Linked DNA regions of Homo sapiens: region 1 is linked to region 2. The links are chromatin contacts, found by Hi-C or POLR2A ChIA-PET in ENCODE. All regions are on one chromosome and are shown on one strand. Each heading gives the region's core, a stretch centred on a gene start or an enhancer-like site at or near the end of the contact. The rest is flanking DNA. Distances are from core to core; before and after follow the strand shown.

What was found. Hi-C counts contacts between places; a loop is a spot of excess contacts on that map. ChIA-PET counts read pairs that join two places held with the same protein, here RNA polymerase II (POLR2A). Pooled maps may share reads with other maps.
Region 1: a loop to region 2 is called in a map of MCF 10A, with 23 times the contacts of the local background. The contact joins two enhancer-like sites. A Hi-C loop is called at or near these places in 1 of 168 maps with a recorded cell type or tissue (MCF 10A) and 1 of 50 pooled maps. POLR2A ChIA-PET finds 5 or more read pairs at or near these places in 2 of 52 experiments (PC-3 and PC-9).

What each region holds. Positions count from the first base shown.
Region 1 is chr18:49,091,261-49,095,925 of GRCh38, forward strand. All of the region lies in intron 17 of DYM (dymeclin), which reads right to left. Among named protein-coding and RNA genes, the nearest start is that of MIR4744, 44 kb to the left of the region's middle. Within about 2 kb of position 3,058, at least 3 of the 41 ENCODE cell types and tissues checked have a DNase peak (open chromatin) inside an H3K27ac peak, as active enhancers do; they include PC-9, where a contact is called at or near this core.
Region 2 is chr18:48,995,348-48,999,818 of GRCh38, forward strand. No RefSeq gene overlaps it. Among named protein-coding and RNA genes, the nearest start is that of DYM-AS1, 26 kb to the right of the region's middle. RefSeq lists enhancers at 1-43, 44-811, 1,169-1,867. Within about 2 kb of position 2,929, at least 24 of the 41 ENCODE cell types and tissues checked have a DNase peak (open chromatin) inside an H3K27ac peak, as active enhancers do; they include PC-9, where a contact is called at or near this core.

The sequences.
Region 1 (4,665 bases), core at 1,808-4,307, 96 kb after region 2:
TACATTATCTAGGAGGATAATAATAAATAATTATACAGTATGCTAGATGACAATGCTGCGGAACAAGAAAACATACAGTAGGATTGGGGGGCTGGGAGTGCAGAAATGTTACCTGGAAGGTCGGGCAGGCATGATGGAGAGAGAGATTTCATTTGCTCATGAGAGTAAAGACTTGAAGGACATGCAGGAATGAGGCCAGCAGATATCTGGAGCAGGGAGAGTGAGCCAGGCAAGGCTCTACGAGTGGAGAGGGCTGGTGTGTTTGGAGCAATTACCTAGTACTGTGCTTCTCAAACTGGAGCAGGCATCAGTTCACACAGCGGCTGATGTTAAAGCGCTGACTGCCCCAGCCCCATAGATTCTAATTCCATGGGTCTGGGGTAGGGCCTGAGAACCTCCATTTCTAGCAAGTTCCTAGGGGATGCTGATGATGCTATGAGGATCACACTTTGAAAAACAGTGATTTAATATTTATTTATTTATTTATTTATTTTGAGATGGAGTCTCGCTCTGTCCCCTAGGCTGGAGTGCAGTGGCATGATCTCGGTTTCATCACATTGGTCAGGCTGGTCTCAAACTCCTGTCCTCGTGATCTGCCCGCCTCCAGCTCCCAAAGTGCTGGGATTACAGGTGTGAGCCACTGCGCCCAGCCTTGACACATTATTTTTAAAACTCTCTGAGTTACTAAATAATACTGGATCATTAAATCAATTTAATGGGTCTGACTAGCAATTTTAAAAAAAGAAAACAGAATAGGCAATATCGGAGCCCATCACATTTAATGATGGTAAGTACTGTTTTATCAAACTTTCATTTCAGTTGTATATAAATGTGTGAATTGTATCATGATGTAAAATGTATTTTTTGCTGTGGGTGGCAGTCTAAAGAGTTTGAAAACCACTAATTACTTTACTGTACCATTAAATAATACAAGCCACATTAATACAGCAGAGAGAAATAGGGGAGTCCTATTGTTCCAGTTGGACACTAAGCTGAACTTGCCTTGGGCCTTCTCTTGTACTCACACACAGATTTCCCCATCTGGATTTCTCTTTCATCCCAGCTTTATGGAAACCTTACCATCCCTTTAAGACAGAGAAGGTCAAGTCCAGGTTTCTCTTCAGTGTTCCCTGACTAGTTCTTCCCAGCAGTGTCTCCACTCCTTCTTCCAGAACTTAACTTCTACACCATTCATTTTACACGCAGCGTAAAGTGCCCTGCTCTACTCAGCTCTGCAACGCAAGGGGGTGCCTTTCTCTCCTGAAAGATGATACATTTTTCTGAGGGCAGAGGTGGTGTCTTACACACTTCTGTTTCCCCAACGTCCTAGCAATGTTGTGGTCAAAGTGGGGGTAAAATAACGAGCTGCAGTAGGAAGAAACAAACCACATTTGTAAGAGATGCTTTGCTTGTATATTATAGGTGATATCGGTGATGATGATGATGATGCAAATTAATGTAAAGGGACAGGTGGGTGCATACATCCTGAGAAGCAAATCTGGGGACAGAAGGAGAAGGGTGGTAGAAGGAGAAGGGCCAAATACAGGAAAACCAACTAGCAGGGAAAGCTTAGCGGTAAGAGACCCTTAGTCTTCCACCAGAGAGCCTGGGCTGAGAGGTCCTTGGGACAGCAAGCCATGGAGAAAAGCCTCACTCCTCACTGGGAGTCCCTCCTTTAATGTTCTGCACTAATGCTGTGCAGTGAATAAGGAGAGTTGAAGGACCAAAGGAGAAATCAAGATTTTGGCTGAGAAGAAGGAGAGAAATAGGAATCCAGAGGCAGGGTGAAGTTAATTTACCCCACGAATATGTATTGAATGAGATGGGTGTGCTGGGGGATGGTTTTGCTATAATGGAGGGACATACGTGTGCCATAGGAATGTGGAGAAAACCACCGAGTGTGCGTGGGTGAATCAGAGTGGGCTTCATAGAAAGCGGGGAGCATGATCGGCTCACCTGACAGACAAGCCATGAAACTGTGAGAACCCAGAAGCTGCATACACAAAGGCCTGGCATGCAAGGACTCTGTCCACCTGACGATCGGCCAGCGGCTGACAGCGTTGGAGCACAGGATCCGTAGGAGGAAAAAGAACACAACTTAAGTCAGGAGTTAGGCCATGAAGTGCCTTGTGTGCTGGATCAGAGCAGGGTGTAAGGGTGGCAACAGGGCTAAGAACACCTGGGGAGGAAGAAGGATGTGGAAGTGGAGACCCCAATTAGGAGTTTATAGCAATAGACTGTGGGAGAAATGTGGAGCAGCCACATGGGAGGGCGGCAACGTGGAGGGAAAGGAATGACTTGAGAAATGAGAATTTCTAGGGTTTGGGATCTAACAGTACTTTTGAGTTAGAGGGAGGATGCTGGCTATTCATATTTCCACAGGTAGAGATACACGAGGAGTGTGGATGTGTGGGGAGGCAGAAGAGAGTGACTGTGGACACATGGGGGTTGTTCCTGTGGGACCCCAAGGGGCCCTCCCAGTACAGCACTCAGGAATCTGCTCTGGGGATAGAGAACTGACAAAGAAACGAAAGATGCTTAGGGTGAGATAGGGAAGAGACCCCTGAATAGGAGCAAAGTGAAAGGTTTTAAGCAAGTTAGTTGATATGATTTTTTATATTTTTCTTTATGCAACTAAAAACAACCATGAAAGTATTCTAAAAAGTGGATATAAAATAAAGGCTTTAAAAATCATTTAGTGTGAAACTGGTAATTACTTTTAATTCCTATGACTTATCAAGTGTCTTGAGTAAATGAAGTTTGGTTAATGTCAATAACATATTATTCCACACTTTCTTATTTACACTAAAAGATAAGTTATCTTCTGGTTAATTCCCCTTGAAAAGCACTACCTAGTTTTCAAACACTAAATACAGTAAAATTCTTAATCCTCAAATGACATAGATAATTCACTAAACTGAAGAAAAGAGGGGACTTGAGAGCCCAACATAATAAAATCTGAGGTGGTAGTGGTATGAGAACACGCACGGATCTGGAAGAATTCTGACCCATCACCATGACATTCAAATTGCTCCACAGTAAGCAAAATGCGAGCCAGGAACATGCCCTGTTGTGGATACAGACAGTGAGAGCTTTGAGCTGCGGCTTCTAAGTCGGCTCCCAGAGGACATACTAACTTTATTTATTTCCTTCCAAATCCTAAAGGAGAAATAAGTGACTCAGGATTTCAGAGCCTGTTCTTTAGGTCTCTGTTTAAGCAGGAGGCTCCGGAAAAAATAATTACCTGGTATTGCCTTTCCCAGACTTCACAGAATACCAGTAAGAAGAGAATGTTTAGAATGATATTAATACTATTTACTCTGAACAGCCAAGTTGTTTAACTATATAGACAGATTTATCCAAATAGTATGCATTCCCACATAGGATATTACACAAATATTTTAGAAGGCTATGTCAAATAATATTTGATTGAAAAATATTTTATTTGGTTGGAAGTCAATTACTCTTCCATGGGCTTCCAGATCTTACTGTTTACTTGCCCAAAATTGGAAGAATACTACTTCTACAAAGTTGGCTTCAATTCTACAATGCAAGGGAAAGTTCTAAAACTTTTGGCTCATCGGCTTCAGCTGACATTAGCTGGTGAATTTTTCATGAGTAAGGGGCGCTGTGATCCTCTTAACAACCCAGAAGGTAGTAGTAAAGAATTCTGAGTTTCTAAGTGTTTAATTTATATATTTTAAGAAACAACAAATCAATTAGTATATATTATTCCACATTTTCATAGAGGGCTTATTAAGACAGCATTTCCAATTTGAAACCAACTCTTTTACATCAATATCATGTATGAAACTATTATTACACACCCGACAATTATTTTATCAGTATATATTAGTAAACTACTCCAAAGACTATAATGTGCTGTCATGTAGTATCATGTAAACATTACTCAACACAGCTTGAATTTTGAATCAACTTTAGATACCGTGGTATTCTGTGAATTAAACTCTAGAGATTTTAAGTGACTCATTTTATTATAAACACTCAATCCAAAAAGATGATTAAAATAATTGAGATAAGGCTTGATTGTAAGGATAAACAGCCTTTTATTTCTAGTAACATCTGTGGTAATAATATGCTATCATTTAAACCAACTAGGATGACTCACCATCTGTGGGTAAATGTAATTTTAGTAAATGTAATCTTTTCTAGTACTGGTGATAGTGTTTTTTTTTTTTTGTTTTGTTTTTAAACTGAATCATCCATCTTCTATCCTTTTGCAACCATGAAGTGAGTTGGCAAGCTGAGGTCAGGAGTACAACTTCTTGCTATGTTCCAGAACCAAATTAACTGGCCCTCTTAAGAAATTTACCCATGACCTTGGCCTCAATAGGATCTTGCTCTAAATCAGAGTCAACTTGCCTGGGACCCACCATAGATCAATTATTTTCTCTATTTAGCCATAATTCTGAAAAACGAAAAGAGTTACATTTTTGTTTATATGTCACTGTCTCAAATATAAATGACATTTTATTTTTGAATATAGTATAATAAATGAACAAATATTAACATTCCAGCACTTAGCCTGCACACTGTAATTCATTTTGCTTTAAGGTAAGTATTACAGTGAACTACAAGATTAACCTTCCCCAGACTCCATTGCAGTGTCCTTTTTTGGCAGCCTCGATATTTCTACTTTGTTCT
Region 2 (4,471 bases), core at 1,679-4,178:
CACACCTCCAGTACACAGAGGAGGGACCCACATGGAGCAGGTGGTGGTGATAGCCTGTGCCTGTGGCTGGATTCTATGGTCTGCCCTAACAAGGCACAGCTCAGGAACCCAAGAGCTGTCTGTGATATTGACCAAGGGCCCTTCTTGGAAACCTCCTTGTGGCCAGGCCCAGAAATAGGATGGCAGGAGAAGCCGCCAGACCTCCTAGGCATGGGCTCCCTTTCAGAATCCTCCAAGCTGGTGAGGACGGCGGGAAGGCAGAGTACAGGGCAGACAGTGATGCCCGCCTGGAGCCAGGCCGGGGATCAGCCTAGGCGCAAGCCACGCATCCACATGGGTTCCTCTGCATTGAGAACTGCCGACAGGACGTCCTCGGAGTCCCAAGCAATTGTCTGGTTTGTGATGGACCCATCTTTCATTTCTTGATTATTCAGTAGCTTCGTGTCCTAGAAACCAAGAGGACCATTTCTATAAAAGAGGTTGGTTGAATAAAGACAGCGTGAGAATAGAGGAGCTCCTATTCCCGAAGTCAGCTGCCTGTTCTGCTTTCAGGCCCAGCAAACACCCCAGCCAGAGGAACTGGGGCCCTTTGCCCCTTCATGGTGTTCGCAGCCCCTCATCACCCGCTCCCCTGGAAGGCCTGCTGAAATGCAGATGTCCATAAGGTCTCCCACACACCCAGTTTCAGCAGCTCTAGCTTGGGTCTAGGATAGTCACTCAACAAACACGTATTGAGCAGCCACCATCTTCCAGGAGCCCTGCTGAAGTGGCAGCGGATAAGGCAGGTGGCTCCCTGCTTTCATAGAGCTTCTGTCTAGAGAAAGGTGCCCAAGCTGTAGGTGCCTCAGAATCGCCTGAGGTGCTTGTTAACACAGAAGGCTGGTCACAGCCCCGGAGTTCCCAACCAGCAGGTGTCTGGGGTGGGACCTGAGAATTTGCTTGTTTCAGAAGTTTCCAGACAAGGCTGAGGCTGCTGGTCTAGGAGCCACATTTTGAAAACCACTGGCCCAGCCAATCCCCACAGGAACAGGACCTAGGGCAGTGATATTTCAGGAGAAAAGACTGGTGATTCAGAAAAACACAAGGGTGGCCAGGCACGGTGGCTCACACCTGTAATCCCAGTACTTTGGGAGGCCGAGGCGGGTGGATCACCTGAGGTCAGGAGTTTGAGACCAGCCTGGCCAACATGGTGAAACCCCGTCTCTACTAAAAGTACAAAAATTAGCCGGGCGCGGTGGCAGGCGCCTGTAATCCCAGCTACTCAGGAGGCTAAGGCAAGAGAATCACTTGAACCCAGAAGGCGGAGGTTGCAGTGAGCTGAGATCACACCACTGCACTCCAGCCTGGGTGACAGAGTGAGACCCTGACTCAGAAAAAAAAAAAAACCAACAACAAAAACCCAAAAAACCCCCAAGCATGCATGAGAGGTCAGCAGCCCATGGTCCGCAGACCCCGAGCACATCAGAGCCTCAAGGCTCCACCTGAAAAGCTGCTACAATGGAATGACCTCTGCAATTCTTTCCAGGTCTCACTTCTGGAGGACGGGTGAATTGGGAGCAAAGGCAGGGAGGCTGGCAGAGGTTTCTGGAAGTCAGTGGGGCAGGGCCAGCGCTAGAGAAGAGGAGGCTTTGAGGCTTGTCTTGGCTTAGGCCTTCTCCTCCTCCTGGGCACCACCCTGAACTGACCCTACCCCCCCAGACACTGCTGCGGCCTGGCTGCCCTGGGGAGGGCAGGCCAGGGCCAGCAAGACCTGGGAGCCTCTGCGGCCCACGACACCTACAGTTTTAGAATCTGGAGAGCAGATGCCTCTGGCTTGCTAAGCAACTCATGAAACAAACAGCTTGCTTCAGGGCTTTCTTTTTTGAAGCTGACTTTGTTGTTTGGGTGGGGAGATGTGTGTATAGATAAGCTTCTCAAAGTGATGACATCACAAGAATAATAAAAATGCCACATTGCACCCTGTGTCTTTCACCTCCCAGGCACGTTTTCAAAACTAATCATAGGTCAATTCCCCTTCTTGCCAGCTCCAGGGACCTGCAGAGATGGGAGGCGCTGCTGAAAACCCTCTAAGGGGGGCAGCGCCGCCTTACCTCTCAGAGCTGCATTTCCCTCTCTTAGAAAAGGGACGAGCTAGGTGGATTTTAAAGTTCCTGCCAGTTCCCAATTATTTACCCAGAACTGATTTTAACTGAGTGTTTGACCAAAGCTTTGGTCCATGAGCCTTCCATTGCCGGGGTGTTTATTTTACATAAAATTTATCTGGATACTCACACGTAGAAGTTTTTCTTTTGGTATGGAAAGGGGTCAGAAGATTCTCCAGGTTTTGAGGGGCCCTGAAGCTTACACAATTTGCAAGAGTGTCTCCTTCAGGAAAATAATACAGAATTACTGATCATAATTCGGTGCTGGGTCCTGGTAGAGGCCCAGGCTGTAATGTGTCCAGAGGCACAAGGCTCAGCTCCACACTCTACCCTCTTTCGTTGTGATTAAAGGTCCACAGGCGTCCTGGGCAAATATCAGTTTCTTGAGTCTCAGAGACCCTTGAGACTGTCACAGGCTTGAGTTGGCACTTTGCAAACCTGAGTGTCTCCCGCGCCCATCCTGCCCTGGCCCATGTTTTGGCCGTGACACTGTGTTGCCAGGCAACCATCTATCCTATAGGAATTCACACTCATTCTTCCAGCAGACACATTTAATTTCAGGCCCAGAGTGCTTGGTGACGCGGGGTGACACCAGCCTGCGCCCTCACAGAAATAGCCTGAAGGACTGAGTCAAAAGTAGCTGGGGGAACTGATCCCCACATTTGATCTTCTTCCCCTAAAATAGCTTGGTCCTGTTTATGGGGCTGCTCTGAGAGGGGACGTGGGCGTGGGGCTGTGCTCACAGCTTCCTCCCTCCTGCTGGGTGCTTGCTTTTCTGTGGCCATCAGGAGAGACATCCGTAGTGACTCAGGGCCCTGGACATGATGTAACACCCCTGGCTCCCAGGGTGGTGGGGAATGCGTGACTGCCTTGGAATTCCAGGCGGGACCCTTGGTGCCTGCCTGCCAGTTCTTGACTAAGGTCAGGTGCGGCTGAGAGCTGCGCTCACCAGCCTTGGGGTGGAGGCTGGGAGGGTGTCCTGGCCCCGAGCCAGACCTCCCACTGACAACAGGCCCAGTCCTGAGCCCCGTGGGGACACCCTTCCATCCCATTCTCTAGAGCAGTGGTTCTCAGCCTCGGCTCCATGCTGGAACCACCTAGGGTGCTTTAAAATATCCTGATTCTGATGTAACCGTGAGATTCTAGTGTGCAGCCAAGGTTGAGAGCCAAGGGACTCCTGCCCAGCGTCCCCTCCCTGACCAGCTGCTGAGCTTTTCCCTTTTGGCAAGCGTCTCAGGGGCCCTGGGCACCCTCTGGGCTCTGACATTCCTCTCCTGGCTTGAGCAGAGCTGCCTGTCCTGCAGGAGCCAACAGTCCTCAGGCTCCAAGACCCTCGGCCAGGCATCAGGTCTTAGCCCTGTGCTCTGCCCAGGGCCCTTCCAGGGTGCTGGGGAAGACGTAAGATCTCGAGAGGCCGTGGGATGCTAGAACAGGGCTGCGGTGGGAGAAGGTGCTGGCCGATGAGAATGGAGGTGACCTGCTTGTTGGGTTTTGAAAATATAATGAAGTCAGTGTGTGTATCAGTAAAAATAGAGCTCTAAGCCCCTAAACAAGCAAACACAGGCTATCCACTAAAATAAGATTTTATAATTTGTTCATTGGTCAGTTTATATTTATTTTTGTTTTTAATTGCGGTAAAAAGCACATAATATAAAATTTACCTTCATAACCATTTTTAAGTGTTCAGTTCAGTGGTGTTAACTTTGTTCACCTTGCCATGTGACAAATCTCCAGAACTTTCTCATCTCACCAGAACTTTCTCATCTCACCAAACTGAAACTCTGTTCCCATTAAACAACTCCTCTTCCCTACCCCCCGGTCCCTGGCAACCACCATTTGACTTTCTGGTTTCATGACTTTTTTTTTTTGAGACAGAGTCTTGCTCTGTCGCCCTGGCTGGAGTGCAGTGGCTCGATCTCCGCTCACTGCAACCTCCACCTACCAGGTTCAAGCGATTCTTGTGCCTCAGCCTCCCGAGTAGTTGGGACTACAAGTATGTGCCAGCCCACCCAGCTAATTTTTGTATTTTTCGTAGAGACAGGGTTTTACCATGTTGGCCAAGCTGGTCTCGAACTCCTGACCTCAAGTGATCCACCCGTCTGGGCCTCCCAAAGTGTTGGAATTACGGGCGTGAGCCACTGCGCCCAGCCTGTTTCCATGATTTCGACTTCTCTAGATACATCGTAAAAGTGGGATCATACAGTATTTATCCTTTTGTGACTGACTTATTTTACTCAGCATAATGTCCTCAAGGTTCATCCATGTTGTAGCTCATGAAAGGATTTCCTTCTCTTTTTTAAGGCTGAATAGTATTCCATCGTGTAGATAGG